Regions from separate parts of the Homo sapiens genome. Here all the other regions are linked to region 1. A link is a contact called in ENCODE Hi-C or POLR2A ChIA-PET data. All regions are on one chromosome and are shown on one strand. The core of a region is the stretch at or near the end of the contact, and the rest is flanking DNA. Distances in the headings are between cores, read along the strand shown. Region 1 holds the start of PMAIP1 (phorbol-12-myristate-13-acetate-induced protein 1). Region 2 holds the start of PHLPP1 (PH domain and leucine rich repeat protein phosphatase 1). Region 3 holds the start of ZCCHC2 (zinc finger CCHC-type containing 2). Region 4 holds the start of NARS1 (asparaginyl-tRNA synthetase 1).

Region 1 (3,055 bases), core at 399-2,898:
GAAAATACCGTATTTAGGCTCAAAATAAATCAAAGCTGTCAATATATAGTAAAGCAAAATCTTAAACCTATATTTCAACCAATTTCTCTCTACAAGAAGTGAGTGAAATCTTTCCTAACTCCTACACCAAGAGACCTAATAAATCCCTTAAGGTGTTATTCTTTATGGGCTACAAGATCAAATATGTTGGGAAGTATTTACATAGACATGTTGTCTACAGAGATTGAGATATATTAATATACAGTTCTAAAAGAAAAACCAAATACCATTCAGCGTCCGACACTGGAAGCCCTGAATTCTAAGTGGAAAAGTTATCCCTTTCACCAAAAATGTAGAAAACAAGGCAGAAAATACTTCCCGGTCATTTCCTTAATTTTTTAAAAATTGCATTACACACCTATAAATGTATTAGTATCAATCAAATCAAGTTTAAGAGGGACTTTGTGCTGCTTCCTGTTCTTGGGAATTAAGTCGGACCAGAAAGTGCTATGCATAAGTAAGATCCTTCAGAAAGAAACAAGGTCAGAATCCTAAGACATCACAAAAGGTAGACAAAGCTTTTTCCATCCCACACAAGCGCCAGAGACAGCAGCCTGTTACCAACTTAGGCATGGTCACATTTGCAATGCACCACTTCCTTCGCACGCCCCAGGAGCTCTATAAAATGAAAGTAACTTAAAAGGTGGGGGGGGCGTATAATCGTCTGATGCAACAGCAGTATGGCCCACACAGACTTCGGGCTCTGGGCAGTGACTGGGTTCTCTGTTTAGATTTAGAAAAAGCATGGGGCCGGGGCGCTGGCCTGAAAACTTACGATGGAGCTGTATGTATCGGGGTGGGGAGTGCGAATGAATGAATGAAAAAAAGGAGCGGACTAACTCCTATTCTCCTATCCCCACCTCCCACAATATCGATTATTTAAATGTTACAAGATTTTCTAGGCTCCTGAACACAGGGGCCCTTGTGGGGCCGTCTCTGGAAGCGCTGGGAGTCCAGGCGGTCCCCGGGGCTCTCTCCTGCCCCTTCTGCCGCGACAATGACTTTCTCCTAGAGACAGCCGCCTACACTTGCACTTGTTCCTCGTGGCCCCGGGGAAGGGCAAGTGGCGAGGAGGAAAGAGAGGAGGAAAGGAGCTTTTTGCCCCTGGTGAAACGCAGCTGCATCCCAATCGCAAATCCGGCTTGGTCCCTCGCCGTACCCGCCGTACCCGCCGGTCCTGGGGAAAAACCCCGAAGAACTTTCTGGAGGCGCCCCTAAGGCTCGCGCCAGGGCACAGACCTGGCCCGACCTTGACCCCCGTGCAGTCTGTGCTTGAGCCCCGGCGAGCTGAGCCCGCCCCAGCCGAGACCTCGACCCCGGCCCCGACCCCGCCCGGCCTGGGTCTTCGCTGGCCCCAGCGGGTCGGTACCTGCTGGAGCCCGCGCGGGGCTCGGTTGAGCGTTCTTGCGCGCCTTCTTCCCAGGCATCTCCGCCGGTGCCGCCGCCCACTCAGCTACAGAGCCCGGGAACCTCAGCCTCCAACTGGAGCACCTCGGACAGCTGCAGGACGCGAGCTGAACACGAACAGTCCTGCAGGCAGGGATGCTGGGATCGGGTGTCCGGACGCGCGGAGATGCCAACTACACACGGTGAGTGCCCGGGAAACTCTGAGATCCCCGCGCCAGAGACCACGCTTTTGTCCAGTGAGAACTTCCCTGGTGACGTAGGGAAACTAGACGCCCGGCCCGCCCCTGTCCCCGCCCCTGTCCCCGCCCCGCAGACGGCGTTATGGGAGCGGACGCGGGACGCGGGCGGGGAAGTACCCCGCTGAGCGCGACCTGCCCGGACACGCTCCCGACCCGCGGCGGCGCCGACCCGCGGCGGGGGGCGCAGAGCGCTCGGCCCCGAAATTACTTCCTTACAAAACGAGGTGGGAGGAGAAGGGGGTCGGCTTTGACCATCTGCAAACGCTGGACGTCGTCAGCGGCAGTGGTGGCGGGAGCTGGGAGTGGCGGGAGCTGGGAGTGGCGGGAGGGGAAGGGTTTAACCAGGAGGAACGTTGTGGGTGGGGAGAGACCAGAGGCCTTGGCAATTAGAGACTTGGGTAAACAAGCCCAGAAAAGAGATTGGAAAAGGAAACTTTTCGAACTTGAAGAGTATGGGCAGTAACAGGGAAGGGAAATGAGAAGAACCTTAATCACCGCAGAGGAGATGCCAGAGGCCCTGTGAGAAAGCTCCGGGTCCCAGGAAGTCACTGCAAACAGAAGCCCTGGTGCCAGCCAGAAAGAACATCGTGTTTGAGTTGGGAAGGGATTTGTGTGTGTCCTTCCAGATAGGTCGATATCGCCCATTGTGGATGTTTAGCAAAAACGAGTGGATCGTTATCATATGGAAAACGTTCAAATCTTTTGTGGGAGGGCTGAGCTACCTGGGAACGTGAAATTATTTGCATAATGTTTGGCGAGGCCATGAGTAATTCTACTATTATGAAGAGGAGTAATTAGGAGTGGTTAACGGTTACTGAGAGCCGCTTCATGCTAAGGACTTTGACATGCATTTTCTCATTCCGTCCTCAGAACAACCGTTGCTACTTTACGGGTGCAGAAACTGAGGTTTGTAGAAAATTGCCCAAGTTCACTTAGGCAGAGAGCACTGCCCTGATTCCGAACCAGGCAGGCCCACAGAGAGCAAGAGCTCTTACCCACTGTAGCCTTCCCAGCAATCAGTTTCTTAGAAAATGTGTGTTTTCGCCGAACGCGGTGGCTCACGCCTGTAATCCCAGCTCTTTGGGAGGCCGAGGCGGGTGGTTCGTTTGAGGCCAGGAGTTCGAGACCAGCCTTGCCAATATGGTGAAACCCCGTCTCTACTGAAATACAAAAGATTAGCCGGCCTTGGTGGTGCACGCCTGTCGTCCCAGTTGCTTGGGCGGCTGAGGCACGAGAATCGCTTGAACCTGGGAGGCGGAGGTTGCAGTGAGCCGAGATCGCGCCACTGCATTCCAGCCTGGGTGACGGAATAAGACTCTGTCTCAAAAAAGAAAAAGAAAAAAAAAGCGTGTTTTCATATTAGCTGTGCT
Region 2 (3,055 bases), core at 215-2,714, 2.8 Mb before region 1:
CCGCTGCCTTCTCCTCGCACGACCCCTCGCGGACGGCCCCGCCCGGGCTGTCAATGGCCCTCGGGGCTTTCTGCTGCGGCTGAGGCGAGGAAGCCGTCTGGGGAAGCGGGAGGGGCTGCGCGGGGTGGCCGGGACGGCGGGGCTGGCCCGGGACCCCCGTCGGGGCCGAGGCTGCGTCGGCCTCGAGCTCTTCCGACGACGACGAGGAGCCGCCGCCGCTGCTGTAGGGGTCCAACCGGTCAGACACGCTCTCGGCGCTGGGACTCAGACTGAAGCTCTCGGTGTCGGAGACCACAGGCCGTGGGGCGCGGGGCGAAGAGACAGGGCCCCCAACGAACGGCTCGCCGGGGCTGGAGTCCGAGGGCGCTGGGCTGGCGCGGCGCGACCACCCGCCCGGGCCGCCGACGGGCAGGGGTAGGTCGGCGGGGGGCGCGCGCGGAGGCCCCCCGAAGGCACCCGGCGCGCTCCTCGCGGGCGGTACCTCCGAGTCCCGCGGCTCCGGGGGCGCCAGCCGGGGGCCGGCCTCGGGGGGCGGTTCAGCGGGCTCCCGGGCGGCGGCGGCTCCGGGCCCCTGGCCCAGCACCTTCACCACGCCGCCGCCTTTGTGGCCCAGCTGCAGCAGGCGGGCGGCCACCTCGCCGGCCGTGGTGTCCAGTGTGCAGAGCACCGGGCGCAGGTAGGTCGAGGCCATGTGGCGGTCGAAGACGTGCACGCAGCCGCGCTGGAGCTGGTGCCTCACCCAGTCCCGGTCCGACGGCTGCAGCTGCAGCGTCTGCCGGTGCTTCAGAAGCAGCGTCTTCCTGTCCAGGCTCCGGGTGCACAGCGACGCCGAGGCCGAGCAGGAGGCGGGGAGGCCGGCAGCGCCGGGGGAGTGCGAGGCAGCAGCGGCCGAGGACGACGACGACGAGGAGGCGGCCGCGGCGGCCGCGGACAGATTCCTCTTCAGCCGCCCTCTCCTCAGCAGGAGGGAGTTGGCGCCGCCGCCGGCCCCGGGTACGGGGGCAGCCCCGCCGGCAATGGGCTGGGGCGCCCCGCGCCGCCTCCTGCGCCCGGCACCCCCCGCTCTGCCCGGCAGCGGCCCCGGCGGCGCCTCGCCTGGGGCCTCTTCCCGCGCCCCGCTGCCGCTGCCGTTCCCGCCGCTCGGGGCCGCCGGGGTCAGCGCGGGCTCCGGACTCCGGCCGCCCCCGGCCGCCGCCGCCAGAGCCGCCGCGGCCGCCGCTGCTGCTGCTGCTGCCGCAGCGGCGGCCGCCGGAGCCGAAGCTCGGTCCTCCCTGCCGAGCTCGGGGAGTCGCTGTACCGTGGCCGCGGCGGCGGGCTCCATTGCAGTGGGGCTTCGCGTTTCCCCCCCAGCTCCGGAGGCAGCGGGCGGAGAGGGAGGCGATGAGGCGGAGGTGGGAGACGGCGGCGGCGCGCGGAGAAGGGAGAAGCCAATGGCGTTGTGCGCGGCCGTTCCAGGGGATTATGTGGCGATTCGGAGCATTCCGTCGGTGTCTCAGTGTTCCATCCCGCGCGCCCGCCTCGCCGCCACCGCCCCCCCGACACACGCCCTCCCCGCCCGGGTCGCGGGCTCCCCAGCGCCGGCCCCGCCCGCTACCCCCGCCTCAACCCGGCGAACCAGCCGCGGATCTGGGCTCATTGAATATTAATCATGCGCCGGGAGCGGGAAGGCGGGAGGCTGGCAGGGCGGGAGGGCCGCGTGTGCCTCATAAATATTCATCGCCGGCATGACGGCATTCCAGGGAGGAGTGGGGAGAGCCAGGGGATGGCCGGAGGCGGAGCTTCAGGGTAAACAAACGTGACGCGTGCGTACGAGGGCGGGGTGGGGGGCAGTTTCCCGGGAGGTTCCTGAGCCGGCCTCGGAGAGGGCAGTGAAGACCGACGCGCGCGGTAAACCTTGGGAGTTGTGGTTCTCGTAAGGGGATCGGCAATCCCGAGGGAAACATGGTGGACTACAAGTCCCAGCGGTCCTTTGGTTCTGCTTCTCCTGGCCGCCAGCAGCTGGCCGTGGCCAGTGAGTATTGTGCCCTCTGCCGTTGAACTCTGTGCCAGAGTTCTTAATGAACACGAATGCTCATGTTCATTAACTTGTATTTTACCCGCACTCCAGCTTGCCAGATGACTTTTATTTTCCCTACTAATTAAAGGTGAGGGCTTTCAGGGACTGTAAACGTACGAAGGTCGCAGGTCCTGGTCCTCACCTGCGCCCATTGTATGAGATAGAGATACACACCCGTCACACCACAGCATCACTGGCAGTCTGAGTGGGCCAACCTCACTTTTTCCCCACTTTTTCAAGACCCAGGAAGACAGGCAGCGTCTGGGAATTCTAACTGAGGCTGTCGTTGAATGTGCTTGTTCGAAGGCACAACCCTAAGTCTGTCCTCTCCCTCTCCTGTACCTGAAAAGGAAAATAGCAAAGGACTGAGGTTTCATTGTTTCCCATTGCTCTTGAAGTCTGAAGTAGTTTAATGACACAGAAAGCACTGGTAAGTAGAAGAAACATTAGAATGGAGTATGAGATGGGCTTTTTCCACGTGTTCTGTCTTAACGTCTTCTCTGGTTTTTTTCTTTCATCATTCAGGGAAAAAAAAAATAGTTTCTACTGCCACAATGTTTAGTCGTGGTCTGAAAAGTTGTATTTTTCGTCAGTTGAATCAATGTTGTAATCATTGGGCAGTTTACTATTTAAAAGAATGTTGTACACCTTTTTAATTGAATTACCATTCCCCCAATTGCTTTGTAATTCGGGATTTTTCTTTTCTTTTTTTCTTTCTTTTTTCTTTTTTTCTTTTTTTTTTTTTTTTTTTTGGCCACAGAGTGGGTCTGTCGTCCAGGCTGGAGTGCGGTAGCGCGATCTGGGCTCACTGCAACCTCCGCCTCTCGGGCCCAGGTGATTTTCCCACCTCATCCTCCGAGTAGCTGGGACTACAGGGCTTGCCACCAAGCCCGGCTCATTTTTTGTATTGTTTTAGTGGGGGTGGGAAGTCCCTTCATGCTGCCCCGGCAGGTCTCAAGCGATCTGCCCGCCTCAGCCTCCCAAAGTGCCGAGATTACA
Region 3 (3,055 bases), core at 218-2,717, 2.6 Mb before region 1:
GCCGGGTGGGGATTCCGAGCCACCTGCGCCGGGCTGGGGCTCGGGCAAGGGGCGTCCGAGAGCGAGGCCGGGGAGGCCGCCGGGGCAGCGATCGCACCGCGAGTCCAGGGAGGCTCCGTGCGCCTTACCTGGGCCCTGGGGCCGGCAAACTTGCACGGCTCTACCTCCACCTCCGCGTCCTCGGGGCCCCCGCGGAGCGCGGCGCGGAGCCTCTCCAAGTGTTCCCTCAGGGTGACCCGCTGGTGGAAGGAGAAAGCCGGGTGCAGCGAGGCCATGGTGAAGAGCAGCAGCAGTTCCTCCTGGGCCCTGGAGCCAAGCCCGCCGCCGACCCGGGGCTCCACAATGCCGCCTTCCGGGCCTGAGCCGTCCTTCTCGGCGTCCTGCTCGCCGTCGCCGTCCTCGCCGCGCTCGTCCTCCGCGCCGCCCCGCGAGCCCTCGCCCCGGGCCGCGCGCAGGCTTTTGAGCACCGAGTCCACCTGGGGTAGCAGGCGGTGCAGACGGCCAGCGGCCTCCCGGTTCTCCGAGCCCAGCAGCGCCAGGTAGACGATGAGGCGCGAGCGCACCGCGGGCTCTCGGAAGTCGGCCAGCGGCCCCGGGTCCGAGAGGCCGTTGGCCTTGGCCTCCGAGTCGCGCAGGTAGTGGTAGTCCTTGCGCGCCAGGTCCTCCAGGCACGAGCCAAGGAAGCGCAGCTCCAGCGGGTTGCACAGGTCCAGCAGCCCGCACATGAACTCCAGGCGCTGCGCCGAGCCCAGCACCAGCCCGAACCACTCGTATACCCGCTCCTGCTCGCGCAGCGCCGCCGAGGGCCCCCCGCCGCCGCCCGGCATACCCGCCCCCGCCGCCGCTCCACCAGCAACAGGCGGCCCGAGTCCCCGGGGCGGCGGCGGCGGCGGCAGAGGGCCCCGCGACGGGCCCGCGGGCGGCGGCGGCGGCGGCGGGGGGCGGCAGTCGCGGCGGCGGCGCGAAGGCGCCTTCGCGCCCGGCCGCGCGTCCGCCTCGGGCTCCTCCGCCTCGGGCGGCGGCTCCGCGGGGTGCGTTGGCTTCAGCGGCAGCTTCATCCTCAGCATCCTCGGCTAGGGCGGCGCAGACATGCGAGCGGGGGCGGGCGGGAGGGGCCGCGAGGTGGAGCACGGGCCGAGGCGGCGGCGCGGCCGTCAGGAGCGGGGCCCCTCCATGCCGCCGGGGGAGGGCCGGGGCCGGGGGCGGGTCTCGGCCGGCGAGGGGGGCGGTGGCCGGCCGGCGGGGTCGCTGGCGTCGTCTTCCCGGGCTGGGGGCGGGGCGTGCCCGCGACGGCTCCTCCCCCTGGGCTCCTCGCCGGTTCTGGGAGCCCGGGTGCGGGTGGGAGCAAGCGAGCGAGGGTGTCCTCCTTCCGCCTCCCTCTCTCCGCCGTCCGCGCTGAGCCGGGGCGGCGGTGCCTGAGCTGTTCCCTCGCGAGCCGGTGAGGACGGAGCGGCTGGGTGAGGAGGTGGAGCAGCCGGGCCGGGCGGAGAAGCTTGCGGGCTCCGCGCACCTCACCTCCGCCAATCAGCACCGCGAATCGACGGTGACGTCGCTCTCCCCGCCCCCTGGGGGGCCGCCTTTCTCCAGGAAGCCACGCCCAACTGCTGGCCGGCCGCCTCCCTCTCGGCGGCTTCCGTGCGGTCCTAAAGGCTGGTGCTCGGCAGGAGGAGGACGCGGGCTGGGGCCGTGGGGCGGCGTGAGGGTAGCCCGGGAGCGGTGAGGAGCGTGCGAGGCCCACGTGAGCGGAGGGACGCGGCCGCTCTCACCTTTCCTGAGGGCCCTGGCCCGGCTTTGGACTCCTGATTCTCCTCTGCTTGCCAGCTGCCGCCCCGCCTCCGCCAGTGGTGCCCGGGCTGCCTGCGCGGCCGGAGTGAACGCGTCCCGGGAGCAGGGGTTTCTCCGAAGTGAGTGCGCCAGCCCCGGGACGAGCTCGTTCGAGTCCTCACCGCCCAGTGCACTTCCTGAAAGCCGGCGGTGGGCTGTCTCCCACCTTGTGAAACTTTGCCAGGTGTCGCTCACAGGGGACTGGGTCCGGACGCGGGTGGCGGCGCTGGTTTGCGGCCCCGGTTTGCGGCCCCGGCGCCGCGATCCCGGGCCGCGCCCACGCCCAGGCTGGAGGCACCGTGCGCAGGTGGGGACGCGCGGCCGGGAGGTGCGCAGCGGGACCCGGCCGGCCGAGGGTGAGCGCTGCTGGGGACGCTCCTAGTCTGTAACGCTCTGTGAAAATTATTTCCTGGATAGTTTAGGAAAAGCCTCTCCCTTCCCCGCCCCTAAACCTCTATCTTTTGGGAATCATTGATTTGCTAAATGACATTTCGGTGCCTAACCCATTTTGAATCCTTGTTCTGCTGTGAATTTCATGTGACTGGAGGAATTTAATAAGCTACCAACTTGACAGGCTTTAAACTTAAAAAAAAAAAGTTTTGTTACGTTTTTCAGATTTAGGCTTCCAAGATGTTTACACTCGCACTGTTACTTTTTTTTTTTTTTTTTTTTTTTTTTAGCAACATAGTCCAAATTTTTAAAACTCAGCTGGATCTTTTGAGGGTTAATTAAAAGGTGGGTTAAAAAAAATCTTAAGACTTTAAATTTAGAAGTCCTACTACAGCTATGTAGTAGGAGTATGCAGAAAGATAAGAATCACATTGTAACTCTTTGCGGTGGTGCTGGAACATCTGTTGGGAGAGCATATGCTGAACTCTGTTCACCTCACAAGTTTATGTCCTAAGAGGCTCATTCACAGTTCAGTAAAAGGGTGAACTGAAGCCTGAATCAGTTTCGGGGATGAAAGGGTGAGAGGGAGAACTGTTTTCAGCACATTTGAGGTTGGCAAAATATATAAAAGTCACTCTTTCTTGTAATTTGCTAGTTCTTTACAGTCTTTAGATGTAATTTACAGCCAAGAAAACTTTATTATGAGGACTTATACGTCATTGCCCTTTTTTGCTGTCACCCTCAACTACCCTGGGATCTTCTACTCATATCTCATCTCCTGTTCCCACTTTTCTAAAGCTTAGGGTGAAATACTTAGGCAACTAGTAATAATATTAATCTT
Region 4 (3,055 bases), core at 241-2,740, 2.3 Mb after region 1:
GGCGACACAGGGAGACCCCTCCCCCATCTCCACAAAAATAAAAATAAAATAAGCCAGGCGTGGTGGCGTGCACCTATAGTCCCAGCTACTTGGGAGGCTTAAGTGGGAGGCTCACTTGAGCCCAGGAGTTCGAGGCTGCCGTGAGCTATGATAGCACCACTGCACTCCAGCCTGAGCAACAGAGAAGACCCAGTCTCCAAAAAAAAAAAAAGCCCACCAAAAAAGTAAAAAAAAGTTGAAAATGATGACAGACCCTTTATTAGCACCTCTTACATGCCCGGGCAGTGAATTTATATCATCTTTCACAAATAGAAAAACTGAAGCTCATTCAGATTAGGTAATTTATCTGAAGACACAGATAAACCCCTCTCAGCGCCTGACTCTCGGCGCAATCGGGATGTTTCGCAGCGGGGCAGGGGCAGGGGCCGGAGCCACCGCCATCGCAGCCCGGGGAACAACGGACTCGGGGAAGCCCGGCCTGGCCCTTCAAGTCCCGGGCCCAGCAAGGGCCAGGACCCTCCCTCCCTCCCTGCAATCGGTCCCAACTCGCTGAATGAAGCTCATTCAGTTTAGGTAATTTATCTGAAGACACACGGTTAGTAAAAGGCAGAACCCAGGTTTGTATTCCGAAGCCCTCGTTCTTTCCACCACATTATTATGGCCTTCCTAACGGTAATCCTTACAATTTTAAATGAACATATACCATAGCTCCTCTCCTGAACACCGAGGGACGCTGGCTCACGGAGTTTAGAAAGTTAACGCATCTGGCCGGGCGCGATGGCTCACGCCTGTAATCCCAGCACTTTGGGAGGCCGAGGTGGGCGGATCACAAGGTCAGGAGTTCGAGACCAGCTTGACTAAGATGGTGAAACCCCGTCTTTACTAAAAATACAAAAATTAGCTGGGCATGGTGGCACAGGCCTGTAATCCCAGCTACTCGGGAGGCTGAGGCAGAAGAATCGCTTGAACCCGGGAGGTGGAGGGTGCGGTGAGCCGAGATCGCGCCACTGCACTCCAGCCTGGGTGACAGAGCGAGACTCCGTCTCAAAAAAAAAAAAAAAAAAAAGGAAGTTTACGCAACCCGCTGCGTCCCCTCCACCGCCGCGCACCCCGTCTCGCAGCTGGCGCGGTGTTTGCTGGTGACATGAACTCAACCAGCCTCCACCATCTGGGGATCGGGGCGACATCCTTGGTCTGGTTTGCAAGAGGACCCGCACGCCTCCAGCTGGGGCGGAATTGGAAGATTCAGAAAGGAAAGTTGGGGAGGCGGGGAAGGAAGGGTGCAAAAGTGACACTGTGCCAGGGTCTCCAGGGCCGCGGAGCTCCGGGACAGGCAGCGCCTTCCGAGCTGCACAAACGCGTGGGGCGGGGCGTCTCTGGATCCGGAAGTTGCCTCTGCCCTCACCAAAGATGGCGGCCCCGGCGCCGCTCGCCCACCTCTCGTAACCAATGGAACCGCGGCGCTCGGCCGATTCTCGCAGGCGCCCTCAGATCTACGCTCTCTGATGCAACGCCGGAATCGCGGAAACCGCCGGTGCACGTTGGAGTCATAAGACGGCGTCGGTGTTGCAGTCTGTGTCCTTGGAGGTGACCAGGGCCACTGCAGGCATGGTGCTAGGTGGGTGAGACTCAGTGTATGGCGCGGTGTTCCCTGCCTGGGGCAGGAACTCTGCTCCAGTCGGGTTTCGGCGCTTTCCTTAGTGCCTACCAGAGTGGGCGCCCCGCGAATGTTTGGGGACCGATTGCAGGGAGGGAGGGAGGGAGGGTGCTGGCCTTTGCTGGGCCCGGGACTTGAAGGGCCAGGCCGGGCTTCCCCGAGTCCGTCGTTCCCCCGGGCTGCGATGGCGGTGGCTCCGGGCCCTTCCCCTGCCCCGCTGCGAAACCTCCCGATTGCGCTGAGACTCAGGCGCTGGGACGGGTTCAGACACAGGGTAGCCCCTACTCCTGCAGTTCTTCAAAGTGATCGTCAGGAAGGGGCTTTAGGATTCTAGTTGTTTTTCTCCCACCCTCATTTTTTTATTGAGGTTTCCGGGGAGACCATACTGTGCAGTAGGAAAAAAAAAAAAAAAAAGAGAGAGACCTGGATGGATGTTAACTGTTCAGACCTACTAGTTGTGAGGCCTTCTGAAATTTTCTAACCTCAGAGCTTCTGTTTCCTTTAAAGTCCAGAGGGAGCTGGTGTTTATTTGCCATCTCTACAAAAACTGGCACTGGGATATCTGATTTGTATGTGTTATTTTATTTCATCCTCAGCACAGCCTTTCAAGATGGGGATTGTTTTTCCTATTTTATAGGTAAAGAAATAAGCTCAGAAAGGTTAAGTAAATTCTCCAGAGTCACCCTGCCTTTTAAGGTACAAAATCCAACATTCCAGCGTATGTCTGATCAACTTCAAAGCCCATATTTTATTTTTGGGTGCCCAATTAGATAGAATAAATATCACAAATTAAAATGATCAGAGTTCATTTTGAAAACCTGGATTATTAACTAATGTTTTTATGAGATGGATGTTATTGAAATGGAGTGGGGAAATAACTAGGATATTAATTACTTATGGACCTCAATTTTTATTAATCGATGCTTGTTCTGTTTACAAAGATAAGGAATGAATAAAGTAGTAAGGTGACTAATAGTTAATGGCCAGACCATAACTTACCCTCATTTTGTCAAACAGCAGAGCTGTACGTCTCTGACCGAGAGGGAAGCGATGCCACGGGAGATGGAACCAAGGAGAAACCATTTAAAACAGGTCTAAAGGTAGAGTCTCTTCTCATTAGGAAAATGAGACTGCATTTATTAATGAGTTATGTCAATTTTCTTGTGACTTGCCAAGAACTTAATTTCAAACACTAGGTTCCAAAGAGAATTTTCAGAAAAGGGAAAGTAAGGAATGCATACAGATATGTGACTTTAAGATTGTTAGATGATCAAAGTCTAAACTTACTTTTTAACATTTTGAAAAAAGGTCTCTTCTTTCTTACCACATGGCATTGCTTCTTGGAATTTTTCTCTCCATTGAGTCAGATTGCTGGGTTTTCAATTCTTGTAAAGATAA

The links. A loop is a pair of places that touch in the nucleus more often than their neighbours do. ChIA-PET counts read pairs that join two places held with the same protein, here RNA polymerase II (POLR2A). Pooled maps may share reads with other maps.
Region 2: a map of CD8-positive, alpha-beta T cell shows a loop between it and region 1 (8-fold over the local background). The contact joins the promoter of PHLPP1 here to the promoter of PMAIP1 in region 1. A Hi-C loop is called at or near these places in 3 of 168 maps with a recorded cell type or tissue (CD4-positive, alpha-beta memory T cell, CD8-positive, alpha-beta T cell and naive thymus-derived CD4-positive, alpha-beta T cell) and 8 of 50 pooled maps. POLR2A ChIA-PET finds 5 or more read pairs at or near these places in 1 of 52 experiments (CD4-positive, alpha-beta memory T cell).
Region 3: a loop to region 1 is called in a map of natural killer cell, with 5 times the contacts of the local background. The contact joins the promoter of ZCCHC2 here to the promoter of PMAIP1 in region 1. A Hi-C loop is called at or near these places in 5 of 168 maps with a recorded cell type or tissue (B cell, CD4-positive, alpha-beta memory T cell, naive thymus-derived CD4-positive, alpha-beta T cell and 1 more), 4 of 37 single-sample maps with no recorded cell type and 14 of 50 pooled maps. POLR2A ChIA-PET finds 5 or more read pairs at or near these places in 2 of 52 experiments (CD4-positive, alpha-beta memory T cell and T-cell).
Region 4: a loop to region 1 is called in a pooled map, with 6 times the contacts of the local background. The contact joins the promoter of NARS1 here to the promoter of PMAIP1 in region 1. A Hi-C loop is called at or near these places in 7 of 50 pooled maps. POLR2A ChIA-PET finds 5 or more read pairs at or near these places in 2 of 52 experiments (BJ and activated naive CD4-positive, alpha-beta T cell).

The regions. Positions count from the first base shown.
Region 1 is chr18:59,898,589-59,901,643 of GRCh38, reverse strand. PMAIP1 (phorbol-12-myristate-13-acetate-induced protein 1) reads right to left here and starts at 1,648. Exons shown (of 2, transcript NM_021127.3): 1 at 1,409-1,648. The coding sequence starts at 1,466. RefSeq lists silencers at 1,282-1,491, 1,642-2,051 and an enhancer at 1,808-2,559.
Region 2 is chr18:62,713,950-62,717,004 of GRCh38, reverse strand. It overlaps PHLPP1 (PH domain and leucine rich repeat protein phosphatase 1), which reads right to left and starts at 1,464. Exons shown (of 17, transcript NM_194449.4): 1 at 1-1,464. The coding sequence starts at 1,321. RefSeq lists silencers at 101-200, 511-650, 861-1,090, 1,441-1,730 and enhancers at 81-1,043, 2,001-2,110, 2,201-2,260.
Region 3 is chr18:62,521,437-62,524,491 of GRCh38, reverse strand. It overlaps ZCCHC2 (zinc finger CCHC-type containing 2), which reads right to left and starts at 1,467. Exons shown (of 14, transcript NM_017742.6): 1 at 129-1,467. The coding sequence starts at 1,067. RefSeq lists silencers at 1-183, 1,074-1,573, 1,604-1,873, 2,104-2,213 and an enhancer at 185-758.
Region 4 is chr18:57,620,271-57,623,325 of GRCh38, reverse strand. It overlaps NARS1 (asparaginyl-tRNA synthetase 1), which reads left to right and starts at 1,490. Exons shown (of 14, transcript NM_004539.4): 1 at 1,490-1,618; 2 at 2,675-2,757. The coding sequence starts at 1,609. RefSeq lists enhancers at 1,217-1,556, 937-1,641.